6 separate regions of the Homo sapiens genome follow, and all the other regions are linked to region 1. The links are chromatin loops, found by intact Hi-C in ENCODE. Cell type or tissue: heart left ventricle. All regions are shown on one strand. Each heading gives the region's core, and the rest is flanking DNA. Links, peaks and the distances in the headings are about the cores only. Region 1 overlaps RGS5 (regulator of G protein signaling 5). Region 2 overlaps CCDC190 (coiled-coil domain containing 190). Region 3 holds the start of RGS4 (regulator of G protein signaling 4). Region 4 has its middle 17 kb from the start of CCDC190. Region 5 has its middle 13 kb from the start of CCDC190. Region 6 overlaps LOC127814295 (a long non-coding RNA gene).

What was found. Peaks named below come from ENCODE experiments on the same cell type or tissue, not always from the same donor. Only the 100,000 strongest peaks of a DNase experiment are listed, where the experiment ranks them.
Region 2: a loop joins it to region 1, with 8 times the contacts of the local background. A loop is called at or near these places in 61 of 110 quality-filtered maps.
Region 3: a loop joins it to region 1, with 6 times the contacts of the local background. A loop is called at or near these places in 75 of 110 quality-filtered maps.
Region 4: a loop joins it to region 1, with 12 times the contacts of the local background. A loop is called at or near these places in 75 of 110 quality-filtered maps.
Region 5: it touches region 1 in a loop (9-fold over the local background); 58 of 110 quality-filtered maps call a loop at or near these places.
Region 6: a loop joins it to region 1, with 11 times the contacts of the local background. A loop is called at or near these places in 54 of 110 quality-filtered maps.

Annotation. Positions count from the first base shown.
Region 1 is chr1:163,172,006-163,177,099 of GRCh38, reverse strand. The region is part of intron 1 of RGS5 (regulator of G protein signaling 5); the gene reads left to right. The region is part of intron 2 of RGS5-AS1 (RGS5 antisense RNA 1); the gene reads right to left. Among named protein-coding and RNA genes, the nearest start is that of RGS5-AS1, 13 kb to the right of the region's middle. In heart left ventricle, for the core only: CTCF peaks have their summits at 1,907 and 2,110 (motif pointing right); a DNase peak (open chromatin) is centred at 2,109; H3K4me3 peaks cover 1,355 bases; H3K27ac peaks cover 2,210 bases.
Region 2 is chr1:162,851,471-162,856,564 of GRCh38, reverse strand. It overlaps CCDC190 (coiled-coil domain containing 190), which reads left to right. Exons shown (of 4, transcript NM_001394065.1): 3 at 810-933; 4 at 1,206-5,094. The coding sequence ends at 1,800. Among named protein-coding and RNA genes, the nearest start is that of CCDC190, 7.2 kb to the left of the region's middle. RefSeq lists an enhancer at 1,992-2,286. In heart left ventricle, for the core only: a CTCF peak has its summit at 2,147 (motif pointing left); no DNase peak of the experiment used is centred there.
Region 3 is chr1:163,069,345-163,074,438 of GRCh38, reverse strand. RGS4 (regulator of G protein signaling 4) reads right to left here and starts at 5,078. Exons shown (of 5, transcript NM_005613.6): 1 at 4,911-5,078; 2 at 1,940-2,044; 3 at 1,573-1,634; 4 at 817-983; 5 at 1-118. The coding sequence starts at 4,954. It overlaps LOC124904446 (a long non-coding RNA gene), which reads left to right and starts at 983. Exons shown (of 2, transcript XR_007066703.1): 1 at 983-1,061; 2 at 1,162-1,441. In heart left ventricle, for the core only: a CTCF peak has its summit at 2,452 (motif pointing left); no DNase peak of the experiment used is centred there; H3K4me3 peaks cover 3,107 bases; H3K27ac peaks cover 553 bases.
Region 4 is chr1:162,875,631-162,880,724 of GRCh38, reverse strand. No RefSeq gene overlaps it. Among named protein-coding and RNA genes, the nearest start is that of CCDC190, 17 kb to the right of the region's middle. In heart left ventricle, for the core only: a CTCF peak has its summit at 2,551; no DNase peak of the experiment used is centred there.
Region 5 is chr1:162,845,372-162,850,465 of GRCh38, reverse strand. No RefSeq gene overlaps it. Among named protein-coding and RNA genes, the nearest start is that of CCDC190, 13 kb to the left of the region's middle. In heart left ventricle, for the core only: CTCF peaks have their summits at 2,233 and 2,440 (motif pointing left); a DNase peak (open chromatin) is centred at 2,415.
Region 6 is chr1:163,313,005-163,318,098 of GRCh38, reverse strand. The region is part of intron 2 of LOC127814295 (a long non-coding RNA gene); the gene reads left to right. It also overlaps a transcript of RGS5 not described here. Among named protein-coding and RNA genes, the nearest start is that of NUF2, 6.4 kb to the left of the region's middle. In heart left ventricle, for the core only: a CTCF peak has its summit at 2,102 (motif pointing right); no DNase peak of the experiment used is centred there.

The sequences.
Region 1 (5,094 bases), core at 575-4,574:
TCTAATGAACAAGCCTACGTGTAAACACTCACTTCTAGCACGCGTCCTGCTAGTTGGCAAAGCATCTGATTTCGATCTCTATAGGGATAGCTGAGGCAGCTACAGCAGCCACCTTTGGAGCATGGTCTTTCTAAAGAGTTTGCTGACCACTGTTGAGATGTGAATGCTTGATTAGGTCAAGTAGCTGAATTAACTATGACATACATCATGTCATATTGTAGTGATTACAACCAGCTAAAATTTTTTATTTCATTGTTTTTCATTTCTTGTTTTGTATCTGTCTTGCCCAATTTAAACATAAACTCAATGAGAGGACCTTATCTTTTTTATTTCGTTGAAAATATCAAAACATATTATAGCGTACATCATGTGGTAGGCATTCAGTAAACATACTTTTAATTTGTTGAATAAATAAGTGAACAAAAGGAGAGGCTGCACAGGGTTTTCTTTTTCTTTTTTTCTTTTCTTTTTTTTTTTTGAGACTGAGTTTCACTCTTGTTGCCCAGACTGGAGTGCAATGGCGTGATCTCAGCTCACCACAACCTCCACCTCCTGGGTTCAAGGGATTCTCCTGCCTCAGCCTCTGGAGTAGCTGGGATTGCAGGCATGCACCACCACTCATGGCTAATTTTGTATTTTTAGTAGAGACGGGGTTTCACCATGTTGGTCAGGCTGGTGTCGAACTCCCAACCTCAGGTGATCTGCCCGCCTTGCCCTCCCAAAGTGATGGGATTACAGGCGTGGGCCACTGCACCCGGCCTGCACAGGCTTTTCTCTGTCCACCATGGTCCTAAGAAATTAAGTCAGCTTATTTAAACAAGAACCCTGGGAGACTTCCTAGTCTGTTACTGCAGGTTACTTGTGATGGTCCCTTACTGAAAATGAGCTAACCTGGGGTAGCTGAGGTAACAGCTTGAACATAAAAATGAAAAGAGTTGTTATTAAGACAATCTGCTGAAGGGAAACGTTAGAACATATCAAGAGTTGAAAGGGTATAATAGATAAACGTGCTTTCTGTGAATATATTTGACACAAATGACATTGTCAGTTCCATCTTTTCAGCCATCTTATAGTTTGAAGGGGCTTATTATGTAATTAATCACTAATATGAGTGAAAGCCTAAAACACTGCTAGGGAATGATTCACTTGTGTTTAGAAACAGAGCTTTCATTTCTGAAGTCATATCATAACACATTAATACTACTACTACTATATATTCCTTAGCATTTTCTTCACCTTTTTATCATTTGGAGCACCCGAGGAGTATTTCATATTAACTAACCATAGAGTCATTTTCCATCATGTATCATATATTAATTATATAAATCAAGTAAGAAAATAAATACATGTTTTAACATGATATCACACTATTACTAAACTTCTCTTTCATATGCTGTTAAAGCACAAGCAATGAGTGAATTTTCTGTAGTTCAAACTGAAGTAGGTAAATTCAGAAATAGGGTAGATGGTAGATGCCAAAATGATAGATTCTTTCCACCACAATCACCCGGCACTGCCTTTCTCTGCAGTTAAGAGTCCATCTTGATTTTAGGGGCCATGCTGAGGATCCTGGCAAGTTGAGGATTTCAGCCCCAGAACTGAGCCGACTTTCCACTAGCATATTCTTATACTCCCGCTAAGGGTTTTCAAGATCATCCATTACCCTGTCTCGGAGCCACCTACAAGGAGCAAACTCCACTGATATGAAGTTTTAAATGAGCAGCCAGGAAGAAAGCTGTTCCAGCTTTCAGCAAAATGCATTCTCCCTCTTGATAGGCCCGCGCAGGGACCCTCTGGGCCCTCTTCCCTCTGTCAGTCTCTGCTGGGTTCTACCTCTCAGATTAGTTCTCAGCTGCACGGAACTCAGAGGAGCTCCTCTCTCCTCTGGTCTCTAATCCGGCAAATGTCTTACTCTCGGCTGTGGACATTGACGGCTAGCGAGTGTTTTAGAAGCTTGTGTTTCTCTTTCCTGGGTATCTATTCCAGACATGTTCTTTTTAGTCCGTGGAAAGAAACCTCGTAGTGTTTCTTCAGAAGGAAGCAGCCTGGAACCAATCTGCTCTTTGCTCAGTTCTTTGCTAATGCTCACGCCTTCCCACAGCCAGCAGGGGGCATCTGCGACACGGATTTAAATTGCATTGAATTTAAATTGGATTATCCGATGTTAGGACACCTCTTTTGGAAATGTGTTGTAAAAATCTTGCCTTATGCTTCTCAACTCTCCTCCCTCTCTTCTTCCTTCTCGCTGTTCCTGACATATGTCTGGCGTCTACAGCGAAACCTGTTTGTGATTGCCGAAAGCCTTTCAACCACAGGAATAGCCTATGCCCCAGGGCTACTTCTGTTTCTTTTAAATCCTGAAAAATTATGGTCTTATAATTGATTCTTTTCAGATTGCTAGTGATTGCAATTATCCTCCCTGCCTCTTCTCATCAGCATATGTCCTATATAATATGAGGAACTAAATGCCCCACTTGACCATTCTCAATCTCTTTCAAGGACAGAAATTGAATTCACTTACTTTATAGTGCTTATAGTCATTTAATGGTGTTACCTCTGTCCAGTTAGCAAATTAGAGACATCTTAGTCCTCCGTGACTCATTCTAAGCTGCACTCCAATATTTCACCTACTCCACCCCAAAATGCAGCTTTACTATAACCTAGCAATTCAGTTCATTCATTCATTTGCTCATTCATCAATTTACATGGCAAATCTTTATTGAATGCTATTAAATGCCAGGCCCTGTGCTAAGTGCTGAAGCTGTAATTGTGAACTAAACAAATGTTCACTCTGCTCTTGGGGACCTGACACTTTAATGGGAGAGATAGACAATATTCGCATATACATATACATATGGAGATATAAATGCCAATTGAAAAATGCCATGAATGGAAAATTCAGAGGGCTCTGAGGATATATTAGGAGCAGTTTTTAGGTATATAATATCTCCCATTGCACATTGGGAAGTTAGGGCTCCTTGAGGTTACAGTCTATGTTTGTTTGTTTGTTTATTTATTTATTTAGAGATGGAGTCTTGCTCTGTTGTCCAGGCTGGAGTGCAGCGGCATGATCTTGGCTTACTGCAACCTCCACCTCCTGGGTTCAAGCAATTCTCTGCCTCAGCCTCCCGAGTAGTTGGGATTACAGGTGCCTGCCACCACGCTTGGCTAATTTTTTTTGTATTTTCAGTAGAGATGGGGTTTCACCATCTTGGCCAGGCTGGTCTTGAATGCGTGACCTCATGATCCACCCACCTCGGCCTCCTAAAGTGCTGGGATTACAGGCATGAGCCACTGTGCCAGGCCTACGTTCTTTTGTTTTTATACTCCACCTACCTTCATCAGTGATTGGAAAAATATCTGCTATACAGTTTACATATATGTGTTTTATATTCAATTGTTCCAAGTGTCTCTGAAGCGAGAAACAACTCTGTAACCCTTGAAACACCTAGTATAAGATTTTATATATAATTGGTTCTTCACACATTCTGGTGGAATATAATTGTATTTCTCAAAATTTAACCATGTTTCTGTTTTTAGTGATTGCTTGTGCTGGTTTTCCACACTTATGCATCTTAAGGTGATAACCCATTAAATTCACGCACTAGCAGGAAGGACTGAGGTGGTCCGTGGCCTTTTGAGTTTTGACTTCCCAGCCAGCCAGCATACCCACACAGGGAGCAGATTTAAAACTGCAAAGCCCCAGAATTATTCAAACCGTTTTCAGTTTGGAATCACTAATGTGAGTCATCTAGACAAAGAATTATCTTCCTCTGAGCCTTTAATTAAACTTTAACTCAAGCATTTTCAATTGATTTTATTTCAAAACAAGTTTTTCTTTGTAAAACAAAAGAATAACAAGAGGAGGAAGAGAGATGACAGGAGATAAAAATAGTTTCTTGTTAATGAGCATTAATGTAATGTGGCCAGGAAAAAATGTCTAGTGTGCAGTCAAATAGAGCCCGAGACCAAGCAGGAAATTGTAAACAAATTAGAAAATTATCTTCTCTGGATGGTGTTGTTTTTGATGCCAAATTAATGTCAGATACATTCAAGTTTATCTATAAAGGGAAAATAGTTTGGTAAGCTGGAGCTATTGTTTTGTTTGAATTTTTCATTTGGTTTGTTTTATTTTCATATGTCTGTGAGGCTATGGTAGGGAGGAAAGGGAAACGGGGGATGAAATAATATTCCAGGGATTCTTGAGGAGTAAAACAAATCTAACATTATTTAGTCTTGTGAAAAGAGTGCAATGTTTAAAGTGATTTGAACTTCAGCATTTCTCAGCTCCTCGGCCTTTAAACTTTACTGTTGTATGAGCAGAAATGCAATAACATTAGTCATTCCCTGAACAATGAACTCCTAATTAAATTTAATAGACTTCACAACTTAAATACTCTTAACTTTATAATGCTCTATACTTGAGCCTATACCAAGCCAGAAACTGAAGCCATAGAAAGAAGTGTTTTCCAAAGCACTGAATATCTTTTCTCCCTTACATTTCCAGGGCAAATATGAGGAAAAGAGTAACCTGATGTTCTGGTATGTTAGTCTGCTCTGAAGAAATGGAATACGATTTTCTCTTGGCAATGTTATAAATGATAGTTGATTTCTAGATCATTCCACAAAAAACTCTATTTAAGCAGTGATATAGATAAAATAGTAGTAGGGTACTGATTCATCCTGGTTTTAAAAGGATTTTGTGGTATGTCTTGAGCATTTAACTACCATTTATAAATGGTGTTTTCACAGAAAATGCATTCTGAAATAGTAAAAGAAAATGTGAGATACATTGTGTTCATATGATAGGATGCCACGTCTTTAAATACAGACAGTTTTTGAAAGGCGCTTTTCAATAGTTTTATCTCTTGTTTGTTTTCATACCAACTTTGCTGCAAGCTAGGTACTGTATAGAGGTCCCTCCAACATCCATCCCTCTATCTGGAAGGGAAGCAGAGTAACTTCTTTGAATGGGCTTTCTGCTGTCTCACATTTCACCCTCTTGCAGTACAAACTACTTTTACATCCCTTAAAATAACACGCACCCACCCTTCCCTCTGGAACGCTCATTCTTTTCTAGCCCAACTGACTGAC
Region 2 (5,094 bases), core at 490-4,489, 320 kb after region 1:
TGCTAAAACATCAACTCAACAAGTGAAAAGTCCACTTAGTCACGGCTGGCAGTTGCAAACTCACAGGTGGGTAGGAGGTCACATAATTGTGGTGAAGGAGACAATCCACTCACACCCAGTCATTTTGTTTTTGAAAACATTGTGCTTGCCAAGTAAAATGTTCAAAGGAAACCTCCAGGGGCTTAGCTGGTTTAAACCTCTGATCTTAGTGTTTCTAAATCCTCTTTAACATATACTACGCAAACACTGGAAAACTGCTTTAAATTTTCCATTTCCATCTATCACACCAGATCAACCTAATGTGTAATATACACCAAGGTTTATACACATTGGTTCTCTGAAAGCCCAGTTTGCAGAATTATTTTTCTTCTTCTTATATTAGTTTTCTAGGGCTGCCATAACAAAGAACTATAAACCGGGTGCCTTAAACAACAAAAATTTATTGCCTTACAATTCTAGAGTCTAGAAGTTCAAAATCAATATGTCAAACATGCTGGTTCCTTCTGAAAATTGTGAGGGCAGGCTCTGTTTCAGGCCTCTCTCCTTGGCTTACAGATGGCTGTCTTCTCCCTGTGTCTCTTAGTGCTCTCCCTGTGTGTGTCTGTGTGTTCTAAGTTCCTTTCCTTATAAGGACACCGGTAATATAGGATTAGTACCCACCCTAATGACCTCATTTTAATTTGATTTTCTCTGTAAAGACCTTATCTCCAAATAAGGTCCCACCCTAAGGTACTGGGGGTTAGGACTTGAGCATAAAAAATTTAAGGACACAATCCAACTCATAACACTTCTTAATTAACTCAAAGCAGAAACCATGAAGAAAAAGTTCTCCTCTTATTTGGGGAATGGATTTCAGAAGAGACCAGAAGATGTTCTCGTGTTCTCACCACAGGGAAGGCAGAAGCACAGAGCCCCACAGGCTAAGAAAATGAGGTAAGAAATGGATTACTAAACCCATGGGTATGACATTAAGTCTCTCTTCCCAAATGACCTCTTTAAACTGTTTTCCTGAAGAAATGCTCCGTTCCACTTCTTAAGTGAGACATTTTCCCTGCATTGTTACTACTCAGTTTCACCCTCCACCCCATTCCCACCTATATTACCTTGGCCGATACTGAAGGGGGCCACATCCTAATAAGTTGAAAGGTCTAAAGAAGAGCCTTTTTATTGGTTTTCAGAGATCTTTCTTTTATGTCCTTTCTCAGAGCATTGGCAACCCGTATGGCCCAAGACACATGCAAAAGCAAGTCCCAGGTGCCTCCTTCACATGATGCTGGCCTCAAAGACCCCATGAAGAGCAAAAAGCAGCCACTCTCTCAAAATAACAGAACTGCCTGCTTCATAAAAGAGCAACCACAAGCCCAAGAGAAAGATTCTGTGAATCCATCTAAGGACGTAGACCCCAGCAAGGGCATCTCTGTTCCATGCCAAAATCAAGAGGTTTCCACCAACACCATAGAACAAGGTCCTAGTTCCAGCCCAGCTAGTGATAGTGGAATGGCATGTGCTGATGAGACCAGATCAAAAGATGTTGCTCTAAAGCCAGATGGGAACACTGGAAAACAAATTCCCCCAAAACACATGGAATGTGCAGGAAGCTTCGAAGGCGAGTTCACAAAGCCAACCTTCTTAGAGTTGCTTTCAAAGGCCAGAAATGCCCATTATCTCCGGCACAGGGTCCCCCCTGAGTCTGAGAGGTTGCTTAGCATTGGAGAGATATTTGGGCATGGGGAATCCTCATCATCCAGGGCAGGAAAGGAGTGTGAAAACAGGGTGCCTTCTAAGTTTCTTCCTCTCTAACCGTTTAACATAGCCTGACAATAACATATGCCATTATTGCTAAGGAAATGTGTTCCTCAAATGACTATATTAAGCAATACAGAGAAAAACAAACAAACATAATTGAATTACAATTTTATTTTAAACTCCCTATTATTTTCCGGGAATATAATATTTCTTGAATGAACAATGCTAATATATGAAAAAGGAGAGGAAGAATGAATCTTCTGAAAATATTTTAAGTGATATGTTTATGATGTCATCAAAAATATGAATATATATTGATGACTGGACTTGGGAAAACAGTAACAGTCTTGCTTTCAGGGACTTCCTGTTTCCTCTAGGAGATTCTCATGGTGCCACCTGCTGGCAAAACGGCATAGCTATTCTCTCTGTTTTAGTTTGATATATAGTAGTGGTAGGAATAGGAATGTGATTGTAAATAGGTACTGTAACATGGTCTATAAAGAAAATCTGCTCTTTAACCACACCCACGTGCTCTCTTTGGAAGCCCTTTCCTTCCTTCCTTTATTTACAGATAGCTCCATTTTAGTTTTCACCCTCCCACTTTCAACCTGCTCATATCAAATTTTTTGAATCCTATTGAAAGAATAATGGACAATCTTTTCCCTCTCATATCTTCTAGAATCAAAGGATTTAAAAAACTTTTAATCATCTCCCAACATGCTGTCAAATGCATAGCAGACTCTATCAAAATGATTTCACTGTAAAATGAGAGGTACTAACATTGTTAACAAGCTATTGTTTCAAGTAGGCCTCTATGTCTTGGGCTACACTGTAAAAGAATCGATTAGATTTTGTTTCCCATCCAACAGACCCAAATATCACTCTAAAAATAAGTAGTATCATAAGTCATTAGAAAATAATAGCTTTTTGTTAATGCGTTTTAAACTTACTGTCTACCTAATGAAGTGTAGAATAAAATCATCACCACTTTTTATCTATACTGACTCTATCAGGAAAACCATCTTGCCCCGTGGGTCTCAAAGAAATCATGCCTCTGTGGTGGGTAAATTCAAATCTTCAGCCCAATAACAAACTTTAATTCCAGAAGAATAAACTTGAGGGCCTATTTCATCTCTGGCATCAATAGTTGATGTAACCCAGCCTGGGATATTTTGATGAAACAAGATTATTTAGCTCAGAAATGATAAAGGACCCCAACCTACTAATATTACAAAGGGCCTGAAATGAAGATTAATTCATATTTAATTTATAGTTCATTAAATATAAATTTGAAGTATATTTAATTTGAAAACATTTCATTTAATTCAGATTTAGAATTCCTTGTGTTTAAAAATAGTAATTCCTAATAGCTCCTATTTTTCAGTACCTCCCCCTATCCTGACACATTCCACACAGCATGCCAACTGATCCTCAAAACAATGCTGCAAAAGTTTTCTTTGCAAAATAGTTTTCTTTATCCCCATTTTACAGATAAGGAAATAGAGGGAAGAGTGGTGGTAACTTGCTAATAGATGGCAGACTAGCATTTGATCTCTCTTCTACTCAATTTCCTTGCTCATGCTCTTTCATTACACCACACTACCACCTATCTGAAGACAAAAACTTAGATCAAACATTTGAGAGTCAGTTTCATCAGCCCAGCCTCTGGCCTTCAATGGGGAGACAATACTTTATAGTGAAAGGAACACAAGAAATCTGCTTCCTCCAACACTTTCTTCCATGAAGCAAAGCAACAGAGGAAGGCAGGCCATAAGTGACAGAACTGATTGATTCACAAAAACTTAATTTATTTGCACCAGCCATGCCTGGGCCAACATGAATAGGCATACAACAATTAGAGAACCCCTTTGTAAACTGCGCAAGCTCTTTCCTAAAAGTTCTTTCTTCTTGTCTTCTACGCAAGCCTTGCCTATCGTCATCACAATTCTCCCTCAAGGCTGAGTCCTGAGTGAATGGTTTGTCACTGCTAAGTGGGTCTTTTCACTGTACTAGCTCTCACAGCGGGAAGGGGCCATCACAAGGCAGGAGGGAGCCAACTTCAGCCTAGTTCTCTGTTCCAGGTCCACCTCAATCCTGCCATCTACAGAAGTGAACATTCTGCATGTTCCTCCTTGCTATCTTGCTTGTGTCTTCATATACATCTGACAGACCCAGATCTGTCTGCACTTCTAAAATCAATATTTTAGTACATCCTGTTTTAAATAATATTCCATGCATCGCCAAAAAATTATACATTTAAAAATCTTCTAACCACCTAGATTTTATCTTCTTATCATTTAGTCTAATACATTTGCCTTCTTCGATACAATGGATGTAATACTCTGATTAGTACAACTTAACTCAATCAAAGAGAACGCTGCTGCATGGAACCTTTCTTGTGTAACTCATTAAATTCTAAACAGTTTAAATCCTTAATCCTGACGTGGCACACGGTGCTCTAGGATGGCTTGCTCTCGACCAGTCCATGGCCACTTTACTTATACCAGTGGTTCTCAGCTAGGAGCAAATGTGCCCCCTGTCCCCAGAAAACATCCAGCACTGTCCAGAGATATTTCTGGTTGTCATAACTGAGGTGAGGGGGCTGCCACTGGAGTCTAGTAGGTAGGGACCATAAATTCTATAATACATGGGGCAGCCCTCTAAAACAAAGAATTAACAAGCCCGAAACATCAATAGCGCCAAGATTGGAAACTCCACCCTGTGCCATTACATTAAATATTCACAGAACCTTCTGAGACAGAAAATCAGGGAGATACTTGCTGCCATTTTACAGATAAAGAAATTGAGGCTCATGATAAGTAAAATAGCTTTCTCCATACCAGAATGTGGATGAGGAACAAAGACCAGGGTACTCTTTTCCCATACTCTCCTCTCAAAGAAGATGGGGAAGGGCATGTGTCCGATGGCTCCTGCCCTCGTTTTCAGTTAAGAAATGCTTTCAACCCTACAAATACAAATCTTTAACATTCAAATTAGTAACACATGGTTAGAAGGGATAATTTATACTTCAATTTTGAGGAAACATTTTTTATTACATTCATTCATTCATTCATTCATTCAGAGATGTACTGGGGACAGATGATCCCTTCCCCATTTCCTCCCCCATGAGGAAGAAGGGGCTTTTGACTTGTTGCCTTAACTCATTCAATGGGAAAAGATTCCATTTTTCACCTACAGGCAGAGGCAGCTGGAAACTCCCAGAAGTAGAGGCTCAGTCTCTCTGGAGGCTACTGAAGAGCACCCTGAAGGGTGTCACAATCCTCAGTGTTGGGGGAAAGTTGGGTAAGTTTTTACCATGAACACTGGAGGGACCAGCTCCTCTCAGGG
Region 3 (5,094 bases), core at 688-4,687, 100 kb after region 1:
GGTAGGAATCCTTCTCCATCAGGTTGAAAATCTTCTTCTGGGCCTCATCAAAGCAGGTTATTGTAGGCTCTAGCATGTTCCGGCTTGTCTCTTCCCTGGTGCAAGAATCCAGGTTCACCTGAGGGGCAAAGGCCAAGGCTTCATTAGACCTATATCCCTGTTGAGGATGCAAGCCTGTATGCTTTGTAGTGACTTGTAAGTGGCAGTGCACCCTCTGTATTTCAGAAGCAAAAAACAAAAGTGACATTGGGGTCCTCCTTGGCACATGTGAGAGAGTATGAAAGGTTCAGAATGAACCTTTCTGCTTTAGAGAGAGCAGGGCAAGATCTTCTGTTCTGTCTAACAAATTGGGGAGATTCATCAGAAAAATTCATGCAGGGAGGTTATGGTAAGCCACATGGATAAAAGAGATTTTTTAAAAAACTGATTTATTTGGGGTTGTCAAGATTATGATAGTCAGCTCCACTATTCTAGGAACCTTCACTAAGATCCAGAGAGTTCTCTGCCATAAAAGCTTACCTTTTTGGTCAGGTTGGCTAATGGGTAGAAGGAATAGATAGAAAGTTGGGTAGAGGGAATAGGTTCTAGTGTTTGATAGCACATTAGGGTGATATAGTTATCAATAGTTTATTGTATATTTTAAGATAGCTAGAAGAGGAGATTTGGAATGTTCTCAACACGTAGAAATAATAAATGTTTGAGATATGTATATAGCAATTGCCCTGATTTGATTGTTATCACATTGTATGCATGTATCAAAATATCACACATACTCCATAAATACGTACAATTTTTATGTATCCATAAAAAACCTACCTCTTTGGTTGCCTGGACTGAGATGAATTCATTATAGATCTTTTTGGCCTTGGGACTTAGTTTAGATGGTGATTTGATTTTCTTGTACTCTTCACAGCTGATCCAGAAGTCAATATTCTCCTCACTATATTCAGACTTCAAGAAAGCTTTGAAAGCTGCCAGCCCACCTATGATACAGGAGAAAGGACCACAGTTGTCATCACACTGGTTGGCCTCTTGGATATGCTATTTCACATAAAGCTGAGGTACTTGGGGGATAAAGCATGGATTCAAGCAATCCCTTTTTCCCCTGCTTTTTTCAAGTCACCTGGAGTCAGGTAACCCTAATCTGTGTTTGATATCCAGTGGTTCCCAGTTCTACCTAATGATTCTTACTCAAGTTGGAAGCCTCTTTCAAGGAAGTATTTTGCTTCTGAAATGCCTATGCAGCTATCAATTACCAAGGTCAATTTGGGAAAGAGAAACTGAGATTGATTTTGCAAGAAGGTATTGATATTTATCATTTTTTTTCTCTCTTCCGTTTTTCCTTGTGATGAGAGAGATGGTTTTCCACATGGTTCCTGCATAAACTTTTCATTGTATATCACAAAGCTCTAGGGCATATTAAAATTTTAAACAGACTGAATTTAAGACCTAAAGAGTCTCCTGAGTCTGAACATCAGAAAGAAGCCAGGCCTTGCTGCAGTTTCTATTAGACCAGCATAATATAACTTGTCTTATCCAGAGTACCTCATCCCAGGTTGCTGTCAGACTTACATTCATGACTAATCAGGTTTTCCAGTGATTCAGCCCATTTCTTGACTTCCTCTTGGCTCACTCTAGAAAAAATAGAGAGAAACAGAATAATTGGAATGCCATGGTAAAAAAATTGGGGCAAGAAATCTAAGATCCTGAATGAAGGCAAAGATTTTATTTTCCATCGTTATGACAAAATATGTTATTGATGAGGGCAGTTTTTCACTAAATGTATAGAAATTTCAAATGTAGTTATGATCTCCATGAAAATGGAGGCTATCTTGATCCAAATCTGGCTTAACTAGGAGCACAAGTTCCTTCTCACAGAACATCCCCATCATCAGATAGTTAATACTAAGTACATCTTCACCAAGGCCTTTTCTCTTACCTCTGGCAAATAACCACTTTGTCCTTCTTGTTGTGGGAAGAATTGTGTTCACAGGAATCAGATTTTTGCAGCAGGAAACCTAGCCGATGTTTCATATCTTTTGCACTGCACAGAAGAGAAAAAAATGAATAAATAGTAATAACCAGCTTTCTTTAAAAGATACCTAATGGTAGAGCTTGAAGAGTCCATTACTAGTCTATGGCTCAGAGACAGTTTAGGGAACGGGAGTTGGAGTTGGCATGACCTCTGAGGAAAACAAGATTCCTCTTGGTTCCCTATGACTTGCTACAAAACCTTGAGGCAGTCATAACACCATTTCCTTCATCCACAACTGGAATTCTGACCCTTCAGTTTACCTCAGAAACCTGAGAAGCCTTTATATGCCCGTCATTTTGACCAACCGAATATCTTTGGTATCTTCAACAGAACCTGAATCACTGAACACATGAGTGATCTCTGAGTAATTTTTAGGAATCAGAAAGCAGTAGCGGCAAAAGATGCACATCCTTGCTGCACGCCACCTTCTGGCAGGTGATTGCTATTTCCATCTGTTCCCCTGCTGGCAGAGGGAACTGTAGAAGCACCTCGGGAAAGTAAAAGTCTATTCAGTTCCAGCCATGTATGTTGGGGGGGGGGGGGGGGGGCAAGCAGTTCCTGCTGTGAGGTATAGAGGGAGAATACACTGAGGTGCACAGTTCCAGCAGAGGGAAATGGAGCATGGGATGGCGAAAACAAATGCCCAAGCTGAAACCTCAGCTTCTTGGGGCTTCTTTCTAGACAATATCTGCTGCTGCTGCTTTCCTTCTTAATAGCTACTTTAAAGGACATACACACTCTAAAGGGCATTTGAGGCTTAACAGCTATTAGGAGAAGCAGGCTAGAGTCATCACTGAGCTTCCAGTTTATTGCCACCATTTAATAGGTAGCCAGGGCACATTAGAGCTCCTGACTAACTAGAAAAAGGGGGTCTTTTAATAAGCCTTAAGCTCAACTCTCTTACTTTTTATTAAATATCCTCTTGCTTGCATCTCTTTTTATTAAAAAAGTCAAGAAATAGTTTAAAAAGAGAAATACCATTTTAAAAGAAATGAATAACTAAATGTGTCTATTTGGAGTAGGGAAAATAAAGCCTCAAAGATATAAAGACATTTAGGATGGCCACTAATACATTTATGTATGTAGGTTTTCCCAGAAAGTTTGAATTCCATTATGTTCTCTGACTGTCCCTTAAATAGTATTTTCTCTTCCTCGCAAGATTACTTTCCCTCCTCTGCTTCCCTGACTGATGACTGTTCAGGGGATGCAACATCCTTTTTGATTATAACAAGATACAATCCTGAATGTTAGGGTGATTCCAAGGTGATAATGTAAATATATCATGAAGTCCAAATAGAAACGAATTCATATTTCTATGTGCTGGATCCACCTGAGATCCTAGAGTTATTAATCAATGCAGGGGGTAAGTGTGCTTAGCAAGTATTCTTATAATAAAACCATAAAAATAAAAAACAAAATGACTTCAGAAGTTACTGGAGTCAGGAATTCTAGATTTGGTCCTAACTCACCCACCACCTATGTGACCTTGAGAAGGCAATGGCTCCTCTGGAGCCTCAGGCACTGGTGGTAAAGATGTTGGACTAGATGATTTGCAATTTATTGAGGAGGAAAGGGAAGAGCAGTTCATCCTGCTGACATAGAGTTTACCTCCTTAGATTAGCTGCTTAACTCTTTGAGGACAGAGCTCTAGTATTATCTTTTATCTGTTTTGCAAAATATTTACCAGAGCATAACTTTCTCCTGACACTCTTGTATTTTTGTACGGTTCATTTCATATGCAAGTTAAGTGAAGCTTGAAGTAATTTGCTCCACTCCATTCAGAAAATTAAGCGTGAAGGTCAGAGGAACTTATTTCATAGATACTCTCTGCCAGACCCTCCTGCTTCATTTTAAAGAAGCCATCGATACTTCCATACTCCTGAATGACAGAATATTTGGAAAGTAAATGTTTTAATAGTACATAAAAAATTATGTTTTCTGAGATTATTTCCAAAATAAAATTTGTGGTAATTTCTATTTGCAGTGCGATAAGAAAGCAGGTAGTATACCTTTAGGTTGACTTTTTACCTTTGACTGCAAGATTAAGTAATGTAATATGCACTCATTTTGTGTTTAATTTTCAACTGGCTAATATATGATCTTTCTCTGAATGCATTTCTTTATACCTTTTTTGAACAAACCAAAAACAAATGAATAGCTGTATGTCTGTAAGGTCTTTTAAAAAAATCAAGGGAGTATATTAACAAAACAATGTCTTTAAGATGAGATCTTCTACAAAACTATTAACTGATTTGTAATGATCAATATTTCTCAACCAAACTCATATGAGACACTTCAAGAACTAGAGATGGGGCAGAGAGATAAGGAAGATCTGGCTTTAAAACTCATATCTCATTGTAACATTTGCTTATAAGAACATAGAGAGTGAAAGTTACTGCACCACCACACGGAAAGCATAGTGCCTTTCTGATGATGGAGCCAAACCTCATTCTGGGGTACCTTTCCTGAAACAAGTTGTAGCATACAATCAGAAAGCCCAGAGCCAGGCTTCTATGTACTCCAGGGATGCTCAAATAGCAGTAGTAATCACAGATGGAGATATTACAGATCACTGTACATAGCCTCAAACCTCATCTCGCTTCTTAATTAAAACTAGCTTTCTTAGACCTGGCTTAAAGAATAGAACAGTTCTCAAAACTGAGGTCACACAAAACAACACATAAGGGCTGAAATTTGGGGAGCACATGTCTTAAGTCACAATATCTAGCTAGTCTTGGAGGAAAGTTAGAAAGTCGTGCTCTCCTGACCACACTGTTTCTAATTGCACAGAACTAGGTTAGTAAGTACAACATGTAAATAACTGAGAAAGTCTAGCCAAAAGTTTAATATGGTTAATGGCTGAAAGCAATCTTACCTCCTCAAGCAAGAAGCCGGCAGACCTGCAAGCCCTTTGCACATCTTATTTAACAGCTTGGAATTCGCAAGCAGGAAAGAAATGCGGCAGGAGGAGCTGTGGCTTCGGCTTTGAGCGTACTTTGCCTCTTCTCCGGTAAAGATATTGTCAGAATCCTCTGAGCGTCTTCCTGCTAAGCCTGTAG
Region 4 (5,094 bases), core at 713-4,712, 300 kb after region 1:
AATTTTCACAACCTACTCATCTGACAAAGGGCTAATATCCAGAATCTACAAGGAACTCAAACAAATTTACAAGAAAAAAACAAACAACCCCATCAAAAAGTGGGCAAAGGACATGAACAGACACTTCTCAAAAGAAGACATTTATGCAGCCAAAAAACACATGAAAAAATGCTCACCATCACAGGCCATCAGAGAAATGCAAATCAAAACCACAATGAGATACCATCTCACACCAGTTAGAATGGCAATCATTAAAAAGTCAGGAAACAACAGGTGCTGGAGAGGATGTGGAGAAATAGGAACACTTTTACACTGTTGGTGGGACTGTAAACTAGTTCAACCATTGTGGAAGTCAGTGTGGCGATTCCTCAGGGATCTAGAACTAGAAATACCATTTGACCCAGCCATATATACCCAAAGGACTATAAATCATGCTGCTATAAAGACACATGCACACGTATGTTTATTGCGGCACTATTCACAATAGCAAAGACTTGGAACCAACTCAAATGTCCAACAATGCTAGACTGGATTAAGAAAATGTGGCACATATACACCGCAGAATACTATGCAGCCATAAAAAATGATGAGTTCATGTCCTTTGTAGGGACATGAATGAAATTGGAAATCATCATTCTCAGTAAATTATCACAAGAACAAAAAACCAAATACCACATATTCTCACTCATAGGTGGGAATTGAACGATGAGAACACATGGACACAGGAAGGGGAACATCACACTCTGGGGACTGTTGTGGGGTGGGGGGAGGGGGGAGGGATAGCATTAGGAGATATACCTAATGCTAAATGACGAGTTAATGGGTGCAGCACACCAGCATGACACATGTATAGAGATGTAACTAACCTGCACATTGTGCACATGTACCCTAAAACTTAAAGTATAATAATAAAAAAAAATTCCTAATTAGAAGGGTCACATTTTTTTTTAGTTGTTAATTTAGACACCTGTCTCCTTTCCTCATCTTTGAGCTTCTCAAGGAACAGGATCATAGCTTATTAATTTTTGCCACCTTCGGTACAGAGTTTGGCATTAAGCAGGTGTATTTGAAAGTGTATTGAATTAAATTTATTGAAAAACTTCAACTAATAATAATACTTTTCATTTCATGGATGATAACTGTGTGCTAGGAGCTTTACTTGAATTGGTAAGTCTTTACATTTAAAATCATATATTTTTCTCCTGGCTCACAAGTTTGGCTCTCAGAAATATGAAGGAAAATGCTACTATAAACAGTTGAGGACTTAAAGAAAAAGAACTAATTGGAGAAGTAGAATTAAATACAAATATTGATCCTCGAGAGAGAGAGAAATGTAGGAAAAAAATTGTTGTCTAGAAGTTTATTAACACAAAAGAAGGTGATTCTGTGTGGTCAGTTGGGTCTTTAGGAAGGCTGGTTTAAGTCCAGAAAAGAGCGATATATAACTTAGAGACATGTCTAAAGAGAGAAGGAAGTCCTTCAAAATAATTGAAAAATAAGGAAGAAAGTAGATCAGCACAAAACAAACCAAAGTGGATGCATGTGGTGCTCCGAAGTGAGCTCCAGTTATAAGTAGCAGAAAATGAAAGAAGCTCAGTCACATCCAATGTGACCTAGGCTGCGAGGACAGGTATTAGTAAGGCCAAAGTCTGGAGCCAGTTGAGGCAGAAGGAAAACGCTAAAGAGAGCCACAGAGGTTCTTTCTCTCAGTGGGAAGAGGCTATTGTCCAATATTCAGATAGACAGAAAGGATAGTTCCGCGGCTTAGGAAGGGACGTCATCTTGACAGATAACAGAGAGAAGGAAGAACAACTCAGCTCTTGTTCACCTTCATTCTCTCCATTAAGGATAAGCATCAGCAAATTAGGAAGTGGAAAACAAGCATTTTCAAGAGGGAATTGATGACCAAAATGAGTGAAACGATAGTGAGAAAACCCTTAGCAAGTTAAAAGAACTCAAATCCCATGCCCAGGTAAATTTTATAATGACGGTCATCACAAGTCACATTTCTTTGGCATTCTATGGCTTTAAAAAAGTCCTTTCCCTCTGTTATCACATTTTATGAATTTAACGTCAAAATGGCTTCTAGAGTTCAGAATGAAGAGTTGACATGAACCTTTAGGCAGAACCCTCTAGAAACAATTTTTTTGACTGACACAGAAGAGTAGTCCTCATTTCATTTTAGCAACCAAGAAGAGAGAATTCAAACCCGTGGCATGATTTTGCCCTTTTAAAAAGTTTTTTTTTTAATGTTTCCTAACTTCCATCATGCAAAAAATAACTTCAGCTAAGTCATCTTAAGAAAAATGAAAACCCCCTTTAATGAAACAGCATGTTGTGGGCATTAGGAGAAGCAAATGTTACATGTAAAAGAAAGGTGAAGGAAAGGAGAGAGGTCTTACTTGTTGGGCCAAACAGGAGCTCATGCTCTCTTCTGACTTACCCCACTGAGGTTCATGCCCAGGGCCCAGACACTTCCAATGTCCTGAGTTCCTGCTCAAAGGTTTTGCGCACAGAGAGTGGTTTAGGAGCGCCACCCCATGTCAGACTCAGAAACTACAACAAGTTTTCACAAGTCCTGAAGAATCACTTTAACTAGACGTATCCAACTGAAATTCTGGCCATAGCCTAATTTCAAGCCTATGGTTATTTCCCTAGTCCATGCAACTGAATTCCAACACAGATTTAATAGTCTCTATTGAATGATTTAAAAAACTGTGCTAGGCAAAATAGAATCATGAGACTGGATGGTATCATTACCATGATGTTAAGTGACACTAAGTTCTCCTTTGACTATGCAAGTGGCCTAAAGATTCAGGTGTTTCAAAGTGGAAGCCCTCTCATTCCCTCACTGTCTTCCTGTCCTTTATCCCCCTCTCTGCAGTTCTCCATCCTCTCTTGGACCCTCCCCATCTTTACGGCCCATGCTTCAGGGAATAACAAAGCCTGGCCCCAAAACCCTTGTTGAGTCTCAACAATTCTGCCATCTCAAGCATCCATTGAATTTCCAGAGAATTTTCCTTGGCCCAGCATTTTCTGAATTTAGAGTCAGGAAATGATATGCATTGGTCCTAGGTATGAGGAGAGGAAGTGGACGATGGCTGAGGGTGTGTAGGTGTTGTAAAGGAGAGTGTAATGATGTGGGATGGGCTGTAGGTGTTTCCACTTTAACACACTCTCTCCATCATATTGCTTCCTAATTTACTTAAAATGGTAACACATTTTGCTCAATCAGACATTTTCTCCCATTGACCATACCGACTAACTTGCATATTCCTTGTAAAAACAAAACCTGCCTTTAATTCCACTTGCAAAATAACAATTCTGACTTTATTGTGTTTAAAGTAAATTTGGCTTCTTCTTTTCTTTAATTACAAATGGTCCCAACCATGGCAGTGCCAGAATTCCAGAATGGATGACCAAGGGCTGGAGTGGAATCCCTGGCTCTAGAACTTCTTTAGAAATTAACAGATGTGAAGGTAAAAGGTGTACAATCTTAAAGGGCTCAGGTTTCTTCTCAGCAACATCTTTGAGAAATAACCCAGTAGGTGTAGTTTCATGCCTTAGTCCATCCAGGCTGCTATAACAAGATACCATAAACTAGGCAGTTTAGAAACAAAAGAAACTTATTCCTCACAGTTCTGTAGGCTGGAAAGTCCAAGACCAAGGTGCTAACAGTTTTTGGTGTCTGATGAGTGTTTCCTGGTTCACAGATGGCCATTTTCCTGTGTGTCCTCACATGACAGAAGGGAGGAGGGAGTTCTCTGGGGCCTCTCTTCTAAGACACTAATCTCACTCATGAGAGAGAGCTCCACCCTCAGGACCTAATAACCTTCCAAAGGCTCCACCTCTAAATACCATCACATTGGGGATTAGGTTTCAACATACGAATTTTGGGAAGACACAAACATTTAGTCCATAGCACCTGAACTGCTTTCCCCGTGCAAAAGATGGAGTGAATGAGAATCGGATGGAAGTAAGGGGAGAGACACAGCAGTGAAGAGCACAAAAGCAGTAAATTCGTCTGCAGGATGTGGTGTGGGGGAACACTCACAGGTGCTCTGCCCCAGTTGCTTCTATCCTTTAAGAGCTTCAAATTCAGCTGTTTGCATTTCCAAGCCATTCCCAGGCTTCTCTTCTTTAATGGAGGGAAGACTCAATGAAGTTTGAAGCTAAGGGAATCTTTAATTTGCCAATTTCAGGGACTGCATCAGATAAGATCATAAAACGTAGGGTGGTGACATCAGATTCTCTACTCAGGATAGTTGAGTTCAAAGTTGGTCTTGGCTCCCTTGAAGCAAGAAAGAAGGTCAGGCTTTCTGGGGAGACCTGTAGGTTTTGCTGAGGAGTGGGCATGACCCTCCTCTCTGATGCTGTTGCACCCCACTCCCAGAAGATCTCTTCTGTAAGGTTCACAGGTGCTGCTGGTTGGTATCCTCCCCACTTTCTTTCCCTTTATCAGGTGCTGCAGTAAAACTCGGGATGCTTTGGAAATTTTCTAAGACCCCAATTCTTCTAAAGATGGGTTTGGCAAGAGGTAGCCTCTAAAACCCAGCTCCCAAGCATAAGAAGAGGATTTGTAAAAAATATTGGGCATAGAATGAGCATGGGCTGGCTCAGTTAAAAAAAAAAAAAGATAGGCTGAGACAAATGGGTTAGGGATAATAAAAAAGGGAGGTACCCAGTGGCCAAAACAGAAGCATTTCATTAGCAAGTTTTTTCTCCTTCGAGAGCAGGCAGAAGTACTTCAAAATGATAATAGGTTGATGAGATTACAATGATTTTTTGAACTATTTTTCCTAAACTTTATTTTCCAGATTTCTTGCAATAAACAAATCTCAATTTCATACTCACCAAATATTAAACATGACTATGAATAAGAGATCTTTTATATCAGTATTTATTAAATTTATTTCTAAGTTATAATGATTTCTATTTTCTACCTTTGATAGTAGGTGGCGACCAAATTTAACTTTTCTTTGATGATGGGGATATTGGAGGGCATGGTGTTCACTGATGTCAATATAATTTTTCATTACACAATACTTATAAAGAATCTGGAATCTGAATCCTTTTGTCACTGCTGCCATAACT
Region 5 (5,094 bases), core at 478-4,477, 330 kb after region 1:
AATTAGGCATAACGCAAACTATACCCTAACTTTTCCACCTTCCCACCACTATTTTGAATATGTTGCTGCTATATGTCCTAAGAGTAGGCATCATTAAAAATTGTAAATGAAATTTAATGTAATTAGTTAAATTATTTTGAACTACTCAAGTTTAATCCCATTGAACTGGTTGCATGAAACTGGGCAATGAGGAAACCTTCCTGGTAAAAGGAAAACACATATAAATACACATACAAAGACCCCAAATACACATAGCACATTTTGGTTAGAATCAAACTGAATACTCGCATGGACCCTCTCAACTCAAAATTATTAATAAAAATAAATCTTAGTTTAAAAAGGAGTGATAAAATGTATACATGCTGTATATAAAGATGTTTATGCAATTCACTACTGGAAAAATTTTTGAACACTCTTGCTGAGGACTATTTGTTCATAGTGAGGTGGAAGAAATGAGACAAACAGCATAGACCAAGTGTTCAAAACTAAAGGACAAGAGCTAGGACTGCCAAACCAAGTGACCGATCCAGCTGTGGATAGAGAAACAGAAAGTGAGCAAGCGTCTGCCTGCATCACTGAGACCCTTAGCCTACTTCCCTCCTGGCTTCCCCTGGAGCTCCAGCAAGTAGGATAGTATGAGCAGAATAATAGTGATGCTAGTAATTATTTTGATATTATTAAATGAAAGAGCAGATATAATTTTACAGAAGAGGTATAAGAATTCATATTTGAATGATATTTTTTCTTAGAGGATTTTCCCCTCATTTTCCTTAGGGAGTACACACTCACACAGACATTCAGACCCACAACACTCTTTTTAAAAATGGCCATAAAAAGAAGGTGCCCCTGAGGACTCAGATGGTAGTTCACTACAAGCGCTCATACCCGCAGTATGCTAGCTATCAGTATGCTGGTGGGAGGTGATCATGTTTCAGGGAACTAAGGGTGAATGGCAGCCCTAATACAGTTTTTTAAGTCCCAGCAAATTTTGTTAAAAACATTTGGCAGAGTCTTTATCCAGGTCCATCTGAAAAATACAAGCAAAATGAAGTATAAGTTGGTGTGATGGATAATATTAAGCATCAACTTGACTGGATTAAAGGATTCAAAGTATCAGTCCTGGGTGTGTCTGGGAGGGTGTTGCCAAAGGAGATTAACATTTGAGTCAGTGGGCTGGGAAGGCAGACCAACCCTTAATCAGGGTGGGCACCATCTATTCAGCTGCCAGCACAGCTAGAGTATAAAGCAGTCAGAAAAATGTGAAAAGACATAGCACATTTTGGTTGGAATCAAACTGAATAGACTGGCCCAGCCTCCCAGCCTACATCTTTCTCCCGTGCTGGAGGCTTCCAGTCCTCAAACATCTGACTCCAAGTTGTTCAGGTTTGGGACTCGGACTGGCTCTCCTTGCTCCTCAGCTTGCAGATGACCTATTGTGGGATTTTGTGATCGTGTAAGTTAATACTTAATAAACTCCCCTATATACATATATTATGGGGATATATACATATATACATAAACACATATATGTATATCCTATTAGTTCTGTCCCTCTAGATAATCCTGACTAATACAGTTGGGTCCCAAAATAAAGAAAAATAAAATTAATTAAGTTTGGACTAAAAATGACATTTGGCATAGTCTATAGGAAGAGAATTAAAAATCTAGACAGAAAGAGATCAGCAAGATAAGGCAATTCTAGGAATCACAGGGAACTTAAGAACATGTTATCACATGGTTCTAACTCCATCCCTTACCAAACCAAGTGGGACTTCTCTTAAACAGAAAAGCTGGCACGTCTGAGCTTTGCTGCCCCCGAATATCTTTGTTTCTGTAGCAGAAGCACTAACAACTGGTGTCATGACCAAATAGAAAAAAAAAAAAGTCCCTAATACAGGTTTTAATACCAAGCCTTGACAGGGACCTCAATTCTAAAATCAAGACTTTTCCTTAATTGTCCCTGCAGCGATAAGGTGAGAAGCTTTTTCTCATAACAACTGATTCCCAAGGGTCCTTCTTTCATTATTGAAAACCTATACAGACTTTCCTTTTGCCTCATAGCTAACTCTCCAGGGATGGAAAATAATTCACGCTCAGGAGAATGTACTTTGGCTAAGGGCAATCAGAATCCCTAGGTGGAAAGTTCTACAGCTTACCCATACTTTGCCATTTAATCCTAAATATCACTAAAAAAATTAACAAAACTTTACTTAGTAACAGAAATAACTATCTTATTTATACTAGTGGTTTTGGGGTTTTTCCATAGGATATTGGAACTGGTGGAATTTTGGGAGTTAACCAGCTTAACCCCAGTTCAAAGGTATGAAGTGACTTCTTCAAAACAAACCAAAATGAACACACTTTCCCACCAAAGAATATTAGTTTAGAATTGAACGTTTGTTCACCCTGTGTAAACCAATGCTGCCCCCTAGTGGCGAAGGTGGCAAGTTCAAGCAAGTCACCTTGAGGGCCAGGAAATTAGTAATTAGGCTAATATAATTTCCCAAAGAGCATTGCAAAAGATCTTGTTAGGTGCTGTCAGAAAAAAAAAAGGACTCTGGGTTAAAATAAATTTGGAGAAACCTGGGTTAAACAATGAAAACAAATTTCTCTATGAGACTTCTCTAAGCCTTTAATATGCTAATGTCACTGTGACTGTCAAGGGGGAAATCACACCACACTGAATTCCCCCAAATAATATGACCATGAAAACTTTGTCCATAAATCATCTCCAGGGACTATTACAATCCACAAAGCACACTTTAGAAACACTTTCCTGGAATGAAAAATAGGTTAAGAGAGGCTTTTTATCTTTTACAGGTCAAATAGTCAGCAAAGACCTCATAAATTCCAGAGGGCAATAGCAGGAATGACATTTTCCTTAGAAGATATTTTCCTCCATTTTTCTTACAGGTATTCCCACATATACATGACATACACCTGTTCACAAGTGCACACATACACACACAAACATTGCCACACCCTCACTCAAAAATATTGTTAGAATTAAATGGAAATGTTAAGAAACTGGAGAAATATCTGTGGCTGTTTTGGCTGGTTCATCTGTGTTACATGTGTTCTCGGGGGTAGTCTTTGCTTCATTTTACAGGTAAGAAATCTGAAGCTTAAAGATTTTGAACTTCAGAAGTCCAGCAAGATCCTAAACAGGCAGCAAGTACTGAGCTGGGGACCAAGCCTATTTCTATCTAGCTCCAAGGACCCTGTTCTCCCCACTACATTATACCGCCTAGCTTGCATCCATCCAAAAGTTCAACAATGGCAACAAAAGTGCCCGCTGATGCAGGCACTGTGCTTGGGGCTAAGGGTGAACACATATCCCACACAGTGATCTTGCTTGCCGTCTAGTGGAATCAACAGGCCCCAAAGCAAATTAAACAAAAATTGGTGTTACAGTCACGGTCATTACCTATTTCCTCACGTCTACCGCAAATGATAAACATCGGTCATGGTCATTCTTTCTTTCTTGCCAGAGGCTTGTTTAGAAAAGAGCAAGTGACTCAATCCTTCTCAGTTAGACATGAAGGGAAGTCTCCTGAAGACTTCTGGGAAAGACATTCCCATTCCTAAGAAATAGACACAGAGAAAACAGTTGTTTCCATCCTTTAGACACTGTCCTATCTGGATGTGACTTCCTAGATGTTGCTTCTGGAATATCTGCTACAGCCATCCTGCTCCAGTGGGAGGAGGAAGCCCAGGGAGAGATGAGCAGGAGATAAGCTGCTGAGTGGATGTGCTGAAGAGCTGGAGAAGTGGGAGATTCAGATAATGAAAAACTTGATATTGAGGGGACTACAAAACTGACCGTCTAAACCAGAACACTTCCAAGAGTGAAAAGGGATGCTACTAATAAATAAACTGAGGCCGGGCATGGTGGCTCACAGCTGTAATCCTAGCATTTTGGGAGGCCGAGGCAGGCGGATTGCCTGAGCTCAGGAGTTCAAGACCAGCCTGGGCAACACGGTGAAACCCTGTCTCTACTAAAATACAAAAAATTAGCCGGGCATGGCTGCGTGCACCTGTAATCCCAGCTACTTAGGAGGCTGAGACAGGACCCCAGCGGCGGAGGCTGCAGTGAGCAGAGATCGGGCCACTGCACTCCAGCCTGGGTGGCAGAGCAAGACTCCATCTTCAAAAAAAAAATCAAAAAAATAAATAAACTGGGACAAGAGGCATACAGTGGAATAACCTACTTACATACTATGCTGATCAGTCTGGACTTTGTCTGGGCCTGGCTACTTCAGAACTTTTAAAAGGTTAGAGCCACTTCTGGATTTTATATATATCTTTCTGGCTGCTATAGAGAGAAGGGCTTCCAGGGTAGGCCAAGAATCAGGGGATAAAACTGTAGGTCTGGCTAACATGAGAGAGGTTGAGGGACCCAATGAGGTCAGAGTGGTGTAGATCAAGAAGAGGGGAAGATTAGAAAAACGTTCAAAAGGAAGAACGTGGTGGCTGCCTAGGTCTGAAGAAGGAAGGTAAGGTGGGATTCCGGTCCCTGGCTTGGGCATCTTCATGAAAGATGAAGCCATTTCCAAGAACTTGGAAAACCCAAGGAGTAATGGCCCTCCCCTCTTGCTGGGAAGACCCTGGCAACCAAACTTGGAAGGCTGCGGGATGCTAAGCTCACTGGACCTGCTGCATGGACTTGTACATAAGATGCTATCTTGATGTAGAAAGTAACTTGGGGGTTGGGAGAACTGTGCTAGCGCTCTCAATCTTTCTGAAAGAGATTAACAATTAGAAAAAAATTTGAAGAAAGAGAATTAGACAGTGGCTAGGAGTCCAGTAGAAACTGTCAACAAGAGGAGATAGAGGGCAATATATTGCGATGTGTCTGAGGCACAGGACACATCAGGGAGACAAAATCTTGCCCTTGGCAGGAGCTACTTCATGCCTGGATTTCTAGGCACTCCTATGTTTTGGCTATAGTCAAATCATTCTCTTTCTTCCAAGAATCAATCTCTCTCTCTCCCTTTTTTCTCTCCTTGTTATTTCATCAGTTTTAATACAACTAGGGGGAAGGCTGAATTTTATTAAGCATTCTGATACACAATTAAGATAATATATGCAACA
Region 6 (5,094 bases), core at 498-4,497, 140 kb before region 1:
ATCCTTACTAATTTTTTAGGGCTCTTGCAAGAAGCCTTTCCTTGTTCCATAGTCTGAGTTAGTTGACTTTTCTCTCTGCTTTCTTGACATTTGTGGGTTCATTCAGAAAATATTCATTGAACCCTTATTTTGTGCCAGACACTGAGCTAGATACTAGAAATATAATAATGAACAAGCAAATATGGCAATAACCAATCTAATAATTTCCTGACAGAGTTTACATTCTCATAGGGAAAAAAGAAAAAAAAAAAGGCAGTTCAGTCTTATTGGCTCCATGCTTGATAATAGCTAGGAATTGAAAGGGTAAAAAACAAGTATTCTAGATAGAGGCTAACAATGTTTATGAAGAAGAACACAGTCTAGGAACTGAGAGATTCTAGACAGGGGTGGAGAGGTAAACAGGGACCAGATCATGAAGAACATTAGTGATGATGTCACAAAGTTTGGACTCCTTCTTAAGGCTAATAGTAACTTTGAATGGTTTCAACATGATTAGGTTAGTATTTAGATGATGAATCGCTACTCTGAGAAAAAGAACTCAAAGGGCAGCAATACCAGCAAGAAGGAAACCAGTTAGGAGATAATTGTAGTAATCCAGGGAAAGAAAGATGGCAGTTTATACTGGGGCATTGCCAGTGTGGATAGAAATAGATCTCAGAAGAATTTTAGGAAGTAGAAGTGGCAAAACTTGGTGACTGAATTGTGAGGGCAGAAGTGGGAGAAATCAAGGATAGAGTTTCTTAAACAAGCTTTGGTGAAGACAGGGACTACCCTATTTGCTGTCATGTATCCACAGCTTAGCACAAATCTTTATACGCTGGAGATGCTTGATAAGTACGAGTGAAATTTTCTGGCTTGAGTACCCAGATAAATGGGATGCCAGTCTCTGATTTAGGTAACACAGAGGCAGACTCACTTGGGAGGTAACTGGTGATTCAGTTTTAAACATGTCTAGCTCAACATGCCTGTGAAACATACACATGACAATGTCCAGATACATGGCAATTGGATGAATGATTCTGAAACTCAAAAAGAGAGGTCTGAGATGGATTCTTTGCATACTTACAAAAAAAAAGTTTATGTTATATTGAAATGATCTGTTTTGTGCCTGTCTCCACTATTATACAGGGCTGGTTCTTAATGACCTTTGATGCTCCAACACCTAACACCATGCCTGGTACAAACTGCACACTCAATTAGTATTTGTTGTTGAACTGAACTCCTTTTGAGACATGATGCGTCTAACAAAGTAATAGTAGTAGCCTCTGAGGAGGGAAACTAGCAGGTCAGAGTGAAAAAGAAATTTTCTTTTTGTTGAATATATTTTAGTTCTTTTTGCCTTTTCCTCCAATGTATTTCTATTTCCTGAGAAATAAAAAGATGACATAAAAAGTGTTCTATTAGATTTTTGTGGACTTAATACCGAAAGCAATATTCCAACTATGTTCTAGTCACTATAGAGTGGAATATTAAAATGCTATCTGATATTATATCATATTAGCTTTTTTTTTTTTTGAGATAGGGTCTCACTGTGTTGCCCAGGCTGGTGTCATCATAGCTTACTGCAGCCTCAAACTCCTGTGCTCAAGCACCACATTACGTTATTGATTGGTTTACAAATTCTATGGTTGTATTATTGATGCCATCATTCAATTCACTTATATGAATTATGAACAGTAATAGCAAGATGAAGTGAAATTATGAACACACATTTTATATTAAGGGCATGAGACAAAATCTTTGAAACTATGTACTGTATTATGCGATATATACAAAATCTGCAAAAGCAAACAAGTGTCATTGTTTTATACCTGCCTAATGTTTCATATGAGAGGAAATAATGATACGTCTCTCCTATCAGCCAACATTTCTAGCTTGCTGACATAGGTAGCATTTAATATGCAAAACCCTTTAATCACAAATATCAGAAAGCACATCTTAACTGTAGTTATAAATGGGTAAGTAAAAATGCGTAATGCTTTTATATATTTTTGAGTTAGTATTGTAGTGTATAATTTTATATAAATGGTTGAGGCCATAGATATTTTGAAAGTACGCTAGTATTTAAAGAAAATGGTAAATTCTAGTAACACTTTTGAATATACAGCATATTCACTGGGTGGCGCTGTTGCATTAGTGTTAACCTTACATAGTTTGAAAGTTTTATTTCATTTTCATTCATAAAAGTAAATTAGAGTGATAAACATTGAACACAATGTTCTGGATGAAAAAAATTAGATTCTAAATTTATTGGCATTAGAATACATGTTTAGAGCCCAGGGTTAAGAAGAAAAATAGCGTTGAATTCAAAATAGCTATCTGCTTTTTATTACCCTTTCATCATTACAAGCCTGTTAATCCACTTGACTTCTCAGCTGTGTTCATCTTTATTAGTGGATTTCAGAACTGAGCTGTACATTTGCAATACAGTATCTTTGTTAAGGACTCGCATGGAATTCTTAGTTTGGAACTATAAAGTACCTATTCTTTGCTAATTTGTGATGAGCTCTAAACAAGATCCAAGGAAGCAAAAAGTTGCTATATTAAACTCTAACCTCTCTAGTATCATTTCCCCAACTTTCACAGCAAACTCTATTATTTTAATATAGTTAGTATAGAGAACCTTAGGAATTATCAGCTGAAACAAATTAGATATTCTTAAAATTTTTTGGTCAATGTGACTTTTTAAAATTCAGTTTTCTTTTGTAGAGATGGGGTCTCACTATGTTGGCCAGGCTGATCTCGAACTCCTGGCCTCAGGCAGTCCTACTGTCTTGGCCTCCCAAAGTGCTGGAATTACAGGAATGAGCCAACATACCCGGCCTAACTTCAATTTTTATATTCTGTATATTTTCAATATTAGTATTACAATATCCAGTGCTATTTTTCAGTTATTTCAAATGAGTTAATGAGATTCTCAGGAAAAATACTGATCTTAATGTAGTCTAATTTTATTTGAATAGTTTTTGGGGCACAGGTCCTTTTTGGTTACATGATTGAATACTTTATTAGTGATTTCTGAGATATTAGTACATCTGTCACCCGAGCAGTGATTGTACTCTAATTTTTAATTAGTTAGTTATAACACATTTTAGAAGGGTGTCTTAGTTCGTTCAGGCTGCTGTAACAAGCTGCCACAAACTGGGTACCTTAAAAGCAACAGAAATGTATTTCTCACAGTTCTGGAGGCTGGAAAGATCAAGGCCCTGGCAGCTTTGATGTCTGGTGAGGGCTTGCTTTCTGGTTCATACATGGCATCTTCTAGCTGTGCCCTCGCATAATGGAAGGCATGAATGAGCTTTGTTGGACCTCTTTTTTAAGGGCACTAGTCCCATTCATGAAGGCTCCCCTGTCATGAATTAATCATTTCTCAGAGGCCCCACCTCCTAATATCACCTTGGGAGTTGGAATTTCAAAATATGAATTTTGGGGAGACACAAATATTCATGCCATAGCAGAAGGGGAATTTTTAAAAAATGAAACTCATAATAACTATCATAAATCAGAAAAATTTGGGGATAAGTAGGTTTTTTTTGTTGTTGTTGTTGTTGTTTTGTTTTGTTGGTGTTTTGTCACAGTTCTGGTGCCATGTTATCATTCTCATGAATTCTTTATGATAGTGATTTATATTGTCTAGAGTACATTTTCTAATATGGACCCTTAGGAGAAAATCACTTCTAAGTTCTCTATATCTTTTTCAAATCCTGTTTTCTCAAAAAGGGGTCTAAGTCTATGCATTTCTATATAAGTACCAAGTAATATTATCTCATTTCATCTTTAGTCTTTGGAAAAATCAGCTGCCAGTTTTTCTTTACTCTTTATTAAGCAAATTCAACCTGGTAAACACAGTTTGACCATATATATTCAAAATTATTACCTGAATATTGTTCCTAGGACAATCCATTAAGATAATTTCCATTTATACACCTTTATACAATATTTTATAATAATGATAGTGCATATTTGCAGAAGATGTACCAGATGCCAGGTGTTCTCCATGTATTACCTCATTTAATTATCACAACAACTGCATGAAGTAGTTTCTCTTCCTATTCCATTTATAAACACACACACACACACACACACACACACACACACATATATATCTTATTTACTTTAAAGAAAACTGGAACAACTAGCTCAAGGTCACATATCTAGGAAACCAGGAAGACAAAAGTTGAACCCAAGTAATTAATGTTAGAAGCTCTGTCCCTAGCTCCTCTACTGTGCTTCCTAATCTCAAACGCTTACACTGGTGGAGGCAGTGTTAATTTTTGTAACCTGTGCAGCAGACCCTTTTTATGTTCTACAGATTTTATCCCTGAATCCTTCTAGAAAGGATTGTATCCTTAGATACCTACTATTCTACCACTTCCCTACAGTACAACACAAAAGATATAGACCTATGAAGGGTTCCTCAGTTCTGTGGGGAAGGGTTTAGTTGGTTGGATACTTTGAATTTCTTTGCTATGCTTTGTTGTTCAAGGGATTATGTGTCTCTCTCCCTCCATAAGCCTTTGGGTGGGTTGGCAGTCTTACACAGACCTTCTAGGCCTTCAGAGATGCCCTACATATGTATTGTCTCATTCCTGACTCTATTTTATTCCTCTGGAAGCCTCTAGGGTCTCTCCCATCCCTTTCTTTCCTAGAATCTCCTATCACTCCAAAGAGAGAATAAAGTTCTCTCTCAGTTTTCTTCCTTTGTGTTAAATATTTCACAGCTTAGTGATTTGTTGATTGCAGTTGCCTCTAGTTCTGTTCATTGGCTAGGGCTTTTCTGAAGATTTTCTCCTAGAGTTAGTATTAACTAAAACAAAACACATTTAACCACATATTCTACCCTGAGGATTAATTTTTTTTAAAGAAAATAACTATTTTTCTGCATGAGGAATTTATAATAACATAATTTTGACATTATTTCTTTAGAATAAACCAGACTATGTTGTGTTAAGAGACATTTCTACCCCAATTGATATTGAACTATTTATCTGAAGTCACTGTTTATCCCCTTACCACAGCTCAGGTGTAACGTTATATGGGGAATTAGTACATTTTATTTCACCCTGTTATATTTTTATTTTAGGTTGAAAGACA